Regions from separate parts of the Mus musculus genome. Here region 1 is linked to region 2. The links are chromatin contacts, found by Hi-C or POLR2A ChIA-PET in ENCODE. All regions are on one chromosome and are shown on one strand. Each heading gives the region's core, a stretch centred on a gene start or an enhancer-like site at or near the end of the contact. The rest is flanking DNA. Distances are from core to core; before and after follow the strand shown. Region 1 has its middle 9.3 kb from the start of Gm31781. Region 2 overlaps Sdk2 (sidekick cell adhesion molecule 2).

Region 1 (6,112 bases), core at 803-3,302, 830 kb before region 2:
CTGCCCTGATATAAGGACTGTGGCTGGATCTAGTGCCACACTGACTCGAGACGAGCTCCTCTTGCCCCATATCCACAGAACACCCACAAACTCTCCTCTCAAATGGGAGTTCATCTGAGGATCTGAGTGAACATGCATTTTGGGGGACACAGTCACCTGCTCCCTTCTACATCTTTCCTCTCTTCCTGGTCACATACCCTCTCTCCGTTGGGAAACTATCCCTCCCCCAGTCCACATGAGGCAGGTGGGCTGGTAATTGTAGTGGGTTTTCTCCTGTCCCCCTGGCCACAGGGTAAGACGTGTAACCTCTCTGAACAATCACATGTGTCGTCCCAGGCTGTAGGAGTGGCTCTGAGGGGAATGGGGTCTGAGCTGGCCAGGCAGACTCACCCTAGGGCTTTGGATATTTCCCAGGAGAGTTGAAGCAAAAGGGGACTGGGAGGTGGGGCGACATCACTCCAGTGAGCAGAGAGCCTTGAGGGATCTTGCTGTAGGGTCTCGCTGTAGGGTCTGTGGCCACCTCCCCTACTGCCTCAAGAAAGAAACTGGGGCTGGATGTAGTGGTGCATGCCTTTAATTCCAGCACAGAGGCAGGGAGATCTCTGTGAGTTCAAGGCCAGCCTAGTTTACATAGTGAGTTCCAGGACAGCCAAGGCTATATGGTGAGAGACCTTGACTTGAAACCGAACGAAACCAAAACCAAAATTAACAAGAAAGCAAGCTGGTAGTTGGGGTGTAGGAAGAGGTCATCTGTGGTCATTGCAGTGGGCAGATAGGAGCAGAAGGATGGGAGGGGGCGGGGAACCTGAAGAGCCATGAAGGGAAATCCAACGTGTGCTTGTGTTTCTTGCCTCAGAGGCCAGGTCTGGCTAACCATCTAGGGAATGATGAGCGCCCATCAGTGGGCGTGTATGAGGAGGGCTGGGGTGTCCAGCCATGGGGAACATTCTTCGAAGAGTTTCCACTCTGGGTAGGTACTGTACTAGATTAATGTCTCCAATAAGCACACACCAGGCCCCTCCTGTGTGCTGGGTCCCAGGGTTGTAGGGCTGTGTAGAGAAAAGACAATATTGAGGTAATGTAGGTCAGTTGGAGGCAAGGAGGCTCAAGAGGTGGACTTTGCTCCGGAGATGCTGGGCGGGAGGGTGGAAGGAAGCCCAATGCAGCGAGGGAGGCAGCTCCTCACGCTTACACAGCAGGTGCTTGGAAGCATTTGTTGAATAAATGAATTTAGATTATTTTATGGTTCACTTGCTTATGTCTGCCAGTGACTCACGCTGTGCACATCCTTCCTTTTGTGCAGCCTTCCCCAGCACACAGATACACAGGCACACACGTACACACATACACACGAGCACGCACACACACGTACACGCGCGTGCGCGCGCGCACGCACACACACACGCACACGCACACGCACACGCACACGCACACACACACGCACACGCACACACACACACACGCACACGCACTGTACACTGTTGATTGCCCAGTGCTTTGCCTGGCACCTGGAGCGCTGAGTAAGCAGCTGTGGTCCACATGCCTGCAAGGCTGTCAGATGGATGATTGGCAGCTGGTGGGGAAAACAGCCTTGCTCACTTTACTGTCTGCTTCCCCCCCCCCCCCCGCCCCCTCGGTGGTGCTGAGCTGGAAGCGCTGCGTGGCTTCTGGCACATGGGCTTAAACTCAGCACCTAATGACTCACTTTGTGGATTATCCACGGCCTGTTTCATTTATGACATCTCTCTTTTCAACGGTAAGCTTCTGGGATACATTTAGCAAGAACCAGGCATACGTGACCATTTTAACAGGGGTTCGTGACTCTCATAGTACTTGGGGAGCCTGGGGGCTTTTCAGAAGGGGGAGGGATGAAAACATCAAAGAGAAGCATGAGGTGGGGGCTGGGGCTGGGGTTTCTTTGCTGTTTAGAAAGTCCTGAGGCATGGGAGGGGTCAGCTCTTGCAGCCACGGACCCTATTCTTGGAAGGCAAGTCGTTGCTGCAGGTCCCACATTCAGCCACTAGATGTCAGTGTTTCTTAACAGACGGAGCTGGGGATGGCCTCTTGCAAGGGAAGTTCTAACTGGTGGTAAGTGCCTGCGGGGTGAGTGTGGATGCCACTGTCTATTTAAGAGTTTCCGTATATTTTATGTAGTGAGTCGTCTGAGGATCCCTGGAGTTCAGAACCACATTACCTCCATCCAGTCCAACTGCAGACAACTGTGTGTGTGTGTGTGTGTGTGTGTGTGTGTGTGTACGTGACATTGTCAGCAAGGAGAGGGTGGAGCTGGGCAATCAGGCTTTAGGAGCCTTTTTGCTTCCTGGCTGAGAGAAAGGAAAGACAATGTCAGATGTGGAGGGAGGGGAGAGGAGAAAGACAGCCAAAAGCTGGGGAGAACCCACCTCACATAGCATCACAGCATGGGCCACATCGACACCCTGGAACACTTCCGTGTGCCCCAAGCTTCACTCCTGGTAGAGCTTTGTGTGTTCCAGAGGCTCCCAGAAAATGTACCAAATGGAGGTTGTAGAGATGGAGGCAGAAGAGGGACATTGGAGTAAGAAGAATGATGGAGGCCCCCAGTATACTCATCAGAGGATGAGGAACAGAGCCCAATCCCCACCCCACACCCCAACACTTACTTTCCTCCCGGCTCTTCAGTGCAAGAGTTAGGAATCTTCAAATGTAAGGCAGGGATTGGCTCTTGAGCCCCCAAGGGCAGTCCTAGAAATGTCTCCACTCAGGGTGGTGACGGCTACGGGCCCCTATTGCAGTACGGTGGCCGGAGATCACAAGCTTCAGGCTTTACACAGAGATAAGAGAGGTTATCTGCTGCCTCCCCTGGTTGCTTCCCCACAGAGTCTCAAGTTCCGTCATTAGAGACTGTGATTTATTTAGGTCAGGCCCTGGCTCCCCCTAGGAATTTTACATAGTTTCTTGCATGTAATAGACTGTTCAGTAAATATTTGTCAACCAAAGACTCCATTAAAATAAAATACCCTGAGGATGGGTAAACCATTTTCCTTTGCTAACACTTCGCTGTGAATTAGCTGATCACTCTAACTAGTGTCCTAACGAGGTTTCTGAGGGCCGGTAGTTCCAATGGGAAGTTCTCAGGCAGGGAGAGAGGCCTAGTCTGGGCAAATGTCTAGGGGGGAGATGGGACCTGATGGGGAGCAAGGGCAGCTGTGCTGAAGGTCAACACAAGGACATTGGAGTGCTTGCTGCCGGTGACGAGGATAGCTCTTCCCTCTGGAGACTCTCAAGTGATTTCCCTGGGAGAGAGTCTAAGTCCTCTCCAAGGATGGGTATGGAACTGCTTTCTGCTCTGGGCAACTCTCGACACCCCAGTCCCAGGACCCTTGGATGCTTCAGCCTGACTGTTCCTTGAAACCTAATAGTGAGGTCACGTTAATTAAGCCACCAGCGTCACCTTTGCCCCAGCCCCAGCCCACATCTTTGCTAGGTTAATGCTGACGAGTTATTCACCTTGAACGGACCTACCACAGGGAGCCTGTGGTGAAGGGGAGATGGGACTGGCATCATTCTAACCTCCCCAGGGTGACCCAGCATCCACCCACACACATTTGGACCTTGTCTAATGAAAGCAAGAACAAATGCATGACTTCACCTATGTTCTAACTTTAACTCATCGCTGTAACAGAACACGACCAAAAGCCACGTTAGGAGTAAAGGGTTTATTTGGCTCCCAATTCCAGGTCACAATCCATCACTGAGGGAAGCCAAGGTGGGAACTCAGGACAGGATCCTGAAGGCAGGACTCACAGAGGAAAGCTGCTTGCTGGCTTGCTGACTTCCAAGCTCCTGCTTAACTGTCTTTCTCTACTTTAGTACTTCTTTCTTTCTTTCTTTCTTTCTTTCTTTCTTTCTTTCTTTCTTTCTTTCTTTCTTTCATCTATCTATCTATCTATCTATCTATCTATCTATCTATCTATCTATCTCTCCATGCATCCATGCATCCATCCACCCACCCACCCATCCACCCATCCATCTATCTACCTACCTATGAGACAGGGTTTCATTATGTAGCCCTTGGCTGGCCTGGAACTCACTATATAGATCAGCTTGCCTCAAACTCATAGAGATCCACCTGCCTCTGCTTCCCCAGTGCTGAGATTAAATGCTTTTTTCAATTATTCCCGGCACTCGCTGGCTCTCTTACACAGCCCAGGACCACCTACATAGAGAATGGTGCTGCCCACCATTCTAATTGATTAATTTTAACTAACTTCAGCATTAGTTAATAATCAAGACAAATCCCCACAGACATAATCCTGGAAATCCATCAGTTGAGACTCCCTTCTCAGGTGACTCTAGGCCGTGTTTACAGTTAAAGGTAATTAGAAGTGTTGGGCAGTTTTATGTCAACTTGACAGAGGCTAAAGTCATTGGAAGGAGGGAGCCTCAATTGAGAAAATGCCTCCTTAAGATCAGGCTACAGAAAAGCCTGCAGGACATTTTCTCAATAAGTGATCGATGTGGGAGGTCCCAGCCCACTGTGGGTGGTGCCATCCCCTAGGCTGGTGGTCCTGGGTTCTATAAGAAAGCAGCTGAGCAAGCCCCAGGGAGCAAGCCAGGAAGCCAAATAATCTCTTTTCTCTCCAAGTTTTGCTTTGGTCATGGTGTTTTATCACCGCAATCCTAACCCTAACGAAGACACTGGGACACTCTGTAAGAGAGACTTCATGTCTCCTAGCAGCCATTCCATTTACCTTTGAGTGACAGCCATGGCACTGAGGTTTCTGTGGCGTTGGGTACCTCCCAAGTTTATCTGCAGCCCTGTAGGAATTCTCTGTAACTCCAAGACCAAACTGGAAAATGAGCCAGTGCCAATAATCTTGGTATAAAGTGAAAAGGGAAAAGAGCCAGAAATTAGTTAACATATGGAAGTATAAATATGTATACATAAACCAGGAAGAGGGGAGTCAGAGGTTCTTTCCTGTGTATGTATGGTGTGTGTGTGCACATGCGTGCACATTCATGGGTGTGAATGTGGGCATGCCTATGGCATGATGTCCTGTGGAGATCAGAGGACAATGCTGGGTGCTGGTCCCTGCCATGCTTATGACGGGATTTCTATGCTGTTTGTACGCTATGCATGCCAAGCTCGCTGGTCCACAAGCTTTCGGGTTCTCTTTCATTTCCAGCCCTACTTCCCTGTAGGATTGCTGGGATTACACATTTGTGCTGTGCATCTGGCTTTTATGTGGTGATATGCATTTCAACTCAAGTCTCTGGGGTTTTTTGTTTGTTTGTTTGTTTGAGACAGGATTTCTCCTGCATCCCTGGCTGTCCTGGACATGGGCAGGCTAGTGGTTCATCGGAAATGATTCTGAACTTGTTGATCCCACACGTAGCAATGACCTCGCTTCTCCTCTGTAATAGAAGAGTACTTATTTTCTTTGTTTACCTAGTCTAAAGAGTCTAAAACGTCCAAGGTCAGTCTCGACCTCCAATTTAGAGCAGCCATCCTTTGGTCTCTGATAAAAACCCTGGTCTCTAAAGCGACGGTTCTTTGCTTGGATCTTTCTTTCTTTCTTTCTTTCTTTCTTTCTTTCTTTCTTTCTTTCTTTCTTTCTTTCTTTCTTTCTTTCTTCCTTTCTTCCTTCCTTCCTTCCTTCCTTTCTTTCTTTCTTTCTTTCTTTCCTTCCTTCCTTCCTTCCTTCCTTCCTTCCTTCCTTCCTTCTTTCTTTCTCTCTCTCTCTCTCTCTCTCTCTCTTTCTCTCTTTCTTTCTTCCCTTTAAAAATGATTTATTTTATTTTATGTGCGTGAGTGTTTTGCCTGCATGAATGTATGTACACCTGGGCTTGGTGCCCACACAGGCCGATAGAAGGTTGAGACCCCTTGGAGCTGGCGTTGCAGACAGGTGTAAGCTGCTATGCGGGTGCTGGGATCTCTTTTCCGGCATCCTTTTTTAATACCCCCCACCCCCACCCCCCAGTAACCTCTTTAGAAAGCGTGCATAGGAAGATACATTGATCTTTTTTTCTTTTTTTTACATTTTTTGGATGCCCGAGAATTTGTTTTTTCTTCAGTGGTCCTTTGCCTGGCACCTTTCCAGCAGAGCCTCTTCCTGGCATGTCTGCCATC
Region 2 (6,252 bases), core at 2,422-4,921:
TGGATGGGTATGAAAACATCAGAGGGCTTGGGGTAGGGCTCAGCTGGGAGAGTGGCTAGCATTCATGATTCCTGGGGTTTGACCCTCTGCAGGCATAAAGCAACAGGCGTAGGGGCCTCTACCTGTAATCCCAGCACTTAGGAGGTAGAGGCAGGAGGGTCAGCTCCAGGTTGCCCTTAGTCACTTTGTAAAATCAAGGGCGGCTGGGCTATGTAAGTCCTGCTTCCAAAAAAGGGTAAGTAAATAATAATAACAACAGGTTGGCCAGAGAGAGGTGCAGTGCTGATCAAGTGCTTCTGAGCGTGCTTAAGGCCCTGGGCTCTGTTTCTAGCACTATAAGCAACGAGAGAGAGAGAGAGAGAGAGAGAGAGAGAGAGAGAGAGAGAGAGAGAGAGAGAGAGAGAGAAGAGGGGCTGGAGAGATGTCTCAGCAGTTAAGAGCACTGACTGCTCTTCCAGAGGTCCTGAGTTCAATTCCCAGCAACCACATGGTGGCTCACAACCATCTGTAATGGGACCTGTTGCCCTCTTCTGGGATGTGGATAGCAACAGTATACTCACATTCACAAAATAAATAAATAAATCCTAAAAAAAAAATCCTCCTTCCCTTCCCTCACTCCCTTTCTCACAACAGTCTCGGGTTTGGCTTAGAGATTGTTGTCCTCTAGCAGTAATCAATAAATCTTTTTTTAAAAAGAAAAAAGAAAGGAAAGAAGAGAGAAAAAAGAACATTAATTATATATCTTAATTCTATTAAATTTTCGTCAACTATACGTCAGAAAAGTGATTAAAGGGGAAACGGGCTGGGAATAAAAACCAAGAGTTAAGAAATGGGGTCAGGGGCTGGTGAGATGGCTCAGTGGGTAAGAGCACCCTACTGCTCTTCTAGACTGCTCTTCCGAAGGTCCAGAGTTCAAATCCCAGCAACCACATGGTGGCTCACAACCATCCATAACAAGATCTGACTCCCGGGCTGGAGAGATGGCTCTGTGGTTAAGAGCACTGACTGCTCTTCCAGAGGTCCTGAGTTCAATTCCCAGCAACCACATGGTGGCTCACAACCATCTGCAATGGGGTCCGATGCCCTCTTCTGGTGTCTGAAGACAGCTACAGTGTACTTACATATAAATAAATAAATCTTAAAAAAAAAAAAAAAAAAAGAAATGGGGTCAGCGTCATCTGCTGCCGCTCCAGCCACTTCCCCCCATGACATGTCTGTTGGCCTATGTATCAACCATGAGTGAGGTGTCTGGGACACAAAGGAGCCAGATGGGCCAGGGTGCCTGCCCTCTGGAGCCCATAGCCTGGGTTCAGTACATACTCACTTCCCCATGAGTGGGTGCTCTACCAATCAATCATGTCACCTTGGGGACCAGGATCCAGCCTCAGCCCTTGTCCCTTTTACTGTGTATCCTCATCTAACAAAGGTCTACTGACAGCAAGCAGGCAGCCTGCTTCTGTATGTCCTACACCTTGGCACTGCCCTGCCCAATGCCCTCCCCAGCCATTGACCCTGTCTCCCCAACAACACCAAGTATCTCCCTCTAGGACCAGTCATAGGCAGGCCATAAAGGCATTCTGAAATTTGTTTCTTCTTTTGTTCATTACTTAGTATTTTCATATGTTTATGTGCTTGTCTGCATGAGTTCATGTGCACCACAGGGACCCAAGGAGGCCAGAAGAGGGCATCAGATCTCCTAGAACTAGACACATAGGAGCTTCTAAGCCACTAGATGGGTGCTGGGAACCAAACCCAGGTCTTCTTCAAGAGCAGTCAGTGCTCTTAACCACTGAGCCACCTCTCCAGTCCCTTATTTCCTCTTTTAAAAAAAATTATTTATTTATTTATTTTATGTGCACTGGTGTTTTGTCCACATCTTGTGTATATCTTGTGTGAGGGTGTGTCAGATCTTGGAGTTATAGACAGTTGTGAGAACCCGGGTCCCCTGCAAGAACAGTCGGCGCTCTTGACCACTGAGCCATCTCCCCAGCCCCTTGTCTCCGTTCCTAATGCCCTTTCCTGACCTCGCGGTTTTGTTCACATCTCATTATGTCCTTGTTGGGTCTCTTTGCTGGAGGATTCATTCAAAGGCTTCTCCCATGATACAGGGACATCGCTAAACGATAAAGTGCTTGCTGACCAGTTTGCTGTGTTCTGGTGAGACACGGGCACGAGACAGTCTACATAGAACTCAGGCTCCATCTTCAGCGGAGGGAGAGAGACCCTCCAGCAGAGGGCAGGAAGGAGGGAAGAGCTGGAAAGAAGGAAACCAAAGACAATCTCCCATAGTCTCTGCCCCGCTCAAGCTGACTCTCTACTCTCTTTTCCAAACCCAACCCCAAGTACGTTCTCATCTTCACCGTTCCTCCAAATCTCACACTGCTAAGGCTGCTGATAAATCTGCCCTGTTCTTCATCAACCGGTCACAAGCTTCGCCCAGCCTGTCTCCACAGCACCGTGCCTCACCCAGTTGAGACATGACATTCCCCTGCCTGTTTCTCCTCACACAGCCGTCACCCCTCCTCGGCCTCCCCTACCGTTCCAGCTACCCCTGCATTTCCACAGAGGCCCTGGAAACCCCTCTATCCCTCTCCTCAGGCCAGGAGAATCCAACAGTTCTCTGACTGTCTTCGCCAAGCTGCTGATGCTCAGGGCGTGTGCAGAGCTGTAGAGCTAGCCTTGAGCTCTTCCCCAAACGATGAATCCAGGAGACTGCTTTGTGGCTGTTGCGTTCTCATAGTCAGTGGATGCGTGGGTGATTTTATGAATGGAGACCTCAATTCCCCGTATAAAAAGATTTTTTAAATGGAAGCAAGGCAGTAGAGAAGCAAATCTTTTGTAGTAACAAGATGTCCTGACTGCCTCTGCACACGCTGGGGGTGGACACTTTTATTAGCTCTTTCCTACTTTTATTGGTATGGAGGAAAGGAAACTCCAATAGCGTTCAGAACCCTCTCTGGCCAGCAGAGGGAGCCAAATGATCGTCAATCCTGTACAGGGTTTGGGATGCCAGGCTGTATGTAGCAGAATACCAGCTCTTAATGTAATTTGAGAGTCTTCGATGCGTGTTTAAAAGCACTAACCATGCTCATTATAGAGTGCCCGGAGGCTCCACGAAGCTCCTGCTGCACTGAGGACTTAAAATCCTCCACAAGCGTGTAACAATACCCTTAGAAGCTGGCCAGTCCTTACGGCCTGCAGTCTTCTTGCTCGCCCCGGAAAGCGGGTGTCCTTAAGCCCTCTGCAGCTGACCAAGTCACAGGCCTAGCAAATGGTGCCATCAAGAGTTGAGCCACAAACCGAATGCCACCTCTGTCTAGCCTGCACCAGACTTTTCAGACTTTGATCCACGATTATCAGATTGGATTGCGCATATGCACCACCAGGAACTTTATTTACAGCGGGAGCTTTTTACAGGGGCCTTAGCAGCTGAGGCTGCCTATGTGGCACACGGGGCAGAGCTGAGGCTCTCTGCTCCTCACCAGTGCCCTGGCATTGCCAAGCTGTTAGCCCTTGTGCCCCACACAGTGGAGCAGAGCCCATGATTGCTCCCGCCTCTCCAGCTCAGGCTGGTGAGATGCAGGTTCCTATTGAGGCTGACACGCCTGTTACATGGGACAGATGCCAACCCCAGAGACACAAGATACACAGGGGATGACGCTTACAGACGATCGGAGGGTCGGTATTGACTACAAAGTGAAAAGTTCCCGAATCCTTCTTAAATAGCTCTTAGCTACTTCCATATTGTTTCCTGGTTGAAAGCAGGGGTGTCTTTGAACCCCCGAGATGGGCAGGGGCGGAGGGGAGGCCTGATGTCTTCGTCCCTCTCATCCCACAATCTTTGGTTCCCACAGATTTATTTCTGGGAAGTCCAACGGAGGAACCTCACAGAGAGGGTGAAGACTCTCTTCTTGGCTGAGAACAGCGTGAAACTCAAGAACCTGACGGGCTACACAGCCTACATGGTCAGCGTGGCAGCCTTCAATGCTGCGGGGGATGGGCCGAGGAGCACCCCGACCCGGGGCCAGACTCAGCAAGCAGGTAGGGAGAAGTCTCTTGGGGAGGTCAGGGTTTGGGGGACAAACTGGTGTCCACGTCTGGTGTCGGAGCTTTCACGCAGCCGGGGAACTGGGTTCGGATACCCAGGCCCCACTTCCAGATGCCCTGTGGAAAGAAAAGCCCAGCCTGCAAAGAAGGCTCTATGTGTCCATAAAAAAAAGAAAAGAAAAGAAAGAAAAAAAGAAACTCTCACTGGGAACCTTGAGAAAGTCCCCAGATCTCACCTAGCCTGTTCTGCCCACCTTGTCTCAGCTTTTGGGACAGCCGCCACTCCCCGCCCCTGTTTGGCTTTCTCCTCCTTTCTTGTCTCCTTGCCTTTGCTCAGCACACCCCGCGTTCATTGTCTTCTGTGAGCCCACACTTTTGCTTCACACTGGTGATGAAACAATGATTTTTTTTTTAAAAGTAAGTCTGTGTCCTGCTGAGGCCAGGGGACAGGACATAAACAAGCACAGCACAGATGAGCTGGCTGGGGGGTAGGGGGAGCTAAGGGGAGCAGGGTGTGGTTCACAAGATGGCTGGCTACACCTGAGCTGAGCTTTGAGCCAGAGGAGACCAGCTGTGGGAAGTTCTGGAGACAAGCAGGAAGCCGGAAGCAGGATTCCTGTCAGAAGGACCAGCAGGTGCAGAGGCCAGGAGGCTGGAGGGGATTCGAGGGACAGACCCCGGTGTTGACAAGAGAGGTGGAGTGAGGCCCGATTCCCAAGGGTCTGGAGAACAGGATTTGTGTTGAGTGTGATGGGGAGACTCAGAGGGTTGGAGCGGTTAAGAATTAGAACTCTGCCTCAGTGGTTAAGAGTACTGGCTGAGCTGGGCAGTGGTGGAACACACCTTTAATCCCAGTACTCAGGAGGCAGAGGCAGGCAGATTTCTGAGGCTAGCCTGGTCTACAGAGTGAGTTCCAGGACAGCCAGGGCTATACAGAGAAACCTTGTCTCAAAAAAAAAAAAAAAAAAAAAAAAGCACTGGCTCTTAAAAACCCGGGGTTCAATTCCCAGCACCCACGTGACAGCTCGTAACTGCCTGCTACTCCAGTTTCAGGGGACCTGATACTCTCACACAGGCATGCAGGCAAGCAAAAACACCAATGAACATGAAATAAAAATAAACAAATAAAATTTTCAAAAGGGCGGATTTCTGAGTTCGAGGCCAGCCTGGTCTACAAAGTGAGTTCCAGGACAGCCAGGACTATAAAAAGAAACCCTGTCTCAAAAAACCGAAAGAAAGAAAGAAAGAAAGAAAGAAAGAAAGAAAGAAAGAAAGAAAGAAAGAAAGAAAGAAAGAAAGAGAAAGGAAGAAAGAAAGAAAGAAAGAAAGAAAGAAAGAAAGAAAGAAAGAAAGAAAGAAAGAAAGAAAGAAAGGGAAAGGGAAAGGGAAAGGGAAAAAGAAATAAAAAGAAAAACTGGCTCTGCCTTCTGGGCTGAGTCTGGAGGAGATGACAGAGAGAGGTGGGGACTAGATCCAGGCAGGATGGAGGAAGGAGAGAGGGGACAGATCCCCTTGTCCTGAGGTGTCCAAAGCCACTTTTTGGTCAGTGTCACACTGGATTCCCCTAGAATTCCCAGGGAGTAAGCAGTGTAGTGTCTGTCTAACAACAGGGGTTAGAGTCACCCCAGAAAATAGGCTTTTTGCTCCTGATCCCCTGGTAAGGTCATAGGGGAAAGGGCAGATGCTGGAACCAAGGCAGATCTGAGATCTGAGAGAATTCAGGATCTCTCTCTCTCTCTCTCTCTCTCTCTTCCCCCGTGTGTCAACCCTCAAAGCCATGAATTTCATATCTGCAGTTTCAACCAACCAAGAAAGGAAAATATTCCCCAAAATTGCGTCTGTCTGGGTGCAGCAGCACAGACCTTAAGAGGTGAAGCCAGGAATGGGCAAGAGCCAGGGCTCAGAGATGGCTCAGCATTGCTGTTCTTCCAAGAGACTGAGTTCCATTCCCAGAACCTACATTAAGTGTCTCACAACCACCTCGAGCCTCAATTCCAGGGGACCCAACCCCCTTTGTGCTGGCCTCCATGGGCATGGGCGCTGGTGTGACACACACACAGAGACACACATGCACATAAATGAAAAGAAAAGTAAGCCTTTAAAGTCGATCAGAGCCACCTTTAGCTACACAGCAAGTTCGAGACTGCCCTGAGCTAAGGGAGAATGCCTCAAAAGGCAAATAAGCAAGTGAAAATGTATCTATGC

What was found. A loop is a pair of places that touch in the nucleus more often than their neighbours do. ChIA-PET counts read pairs that join two places held with the same protein, here RNA polymerase II (POLR2A).
Region 1: a loop to region 2 is called in a map of left cerebral cortex, with 4 times the contacts of the local background. The contact joins two enhancer-like sites. A Hi-C loop is called at or near these places in 1 of 37 maps with a recorded cell type or tissue (left cerebral cortex). POLR2A ChIA-PET finds 5 or more read pairs at or near these places in 2 of 5 experiments (both embryonic stem cell).

Annotation. Positions count from the first base shown.
Region 1 is chr11:114,632,436-114,638,547 of GRCm38, reverse strand. No RefSeq gene overlaps it. Among named protein-coding and RNA genes, the nearest start is that of Gm31781, 9.3 kb to the right of the region's middle. Within about 2 kb of position 2,052, at least 1 of the 3 ENCODE cell types and tissues checked has a DNase peak (open chromatin) inside an H3K27ac peak, as active enhancers do.
Region 2 is chr11:113,808,118-113,814,369 of GRCm38, reverse strand. Sdk2 (sidekick cell adhesion molecule 2) reads left to right here. Exons shown (of 45, transcript NM_172800.3): 37 at 3,855-4,041. Among named protein-coding and RNA genes, the nearest start is that of Gm51930, 7.1 kb to the right of the region's middle. Within about 2 kb of position 3,671, at least 2 of the 3 ENCODE cell types and tissues checked have a DNase peak (open chromatin) inside an H3K27ac peak, as active enhancers do.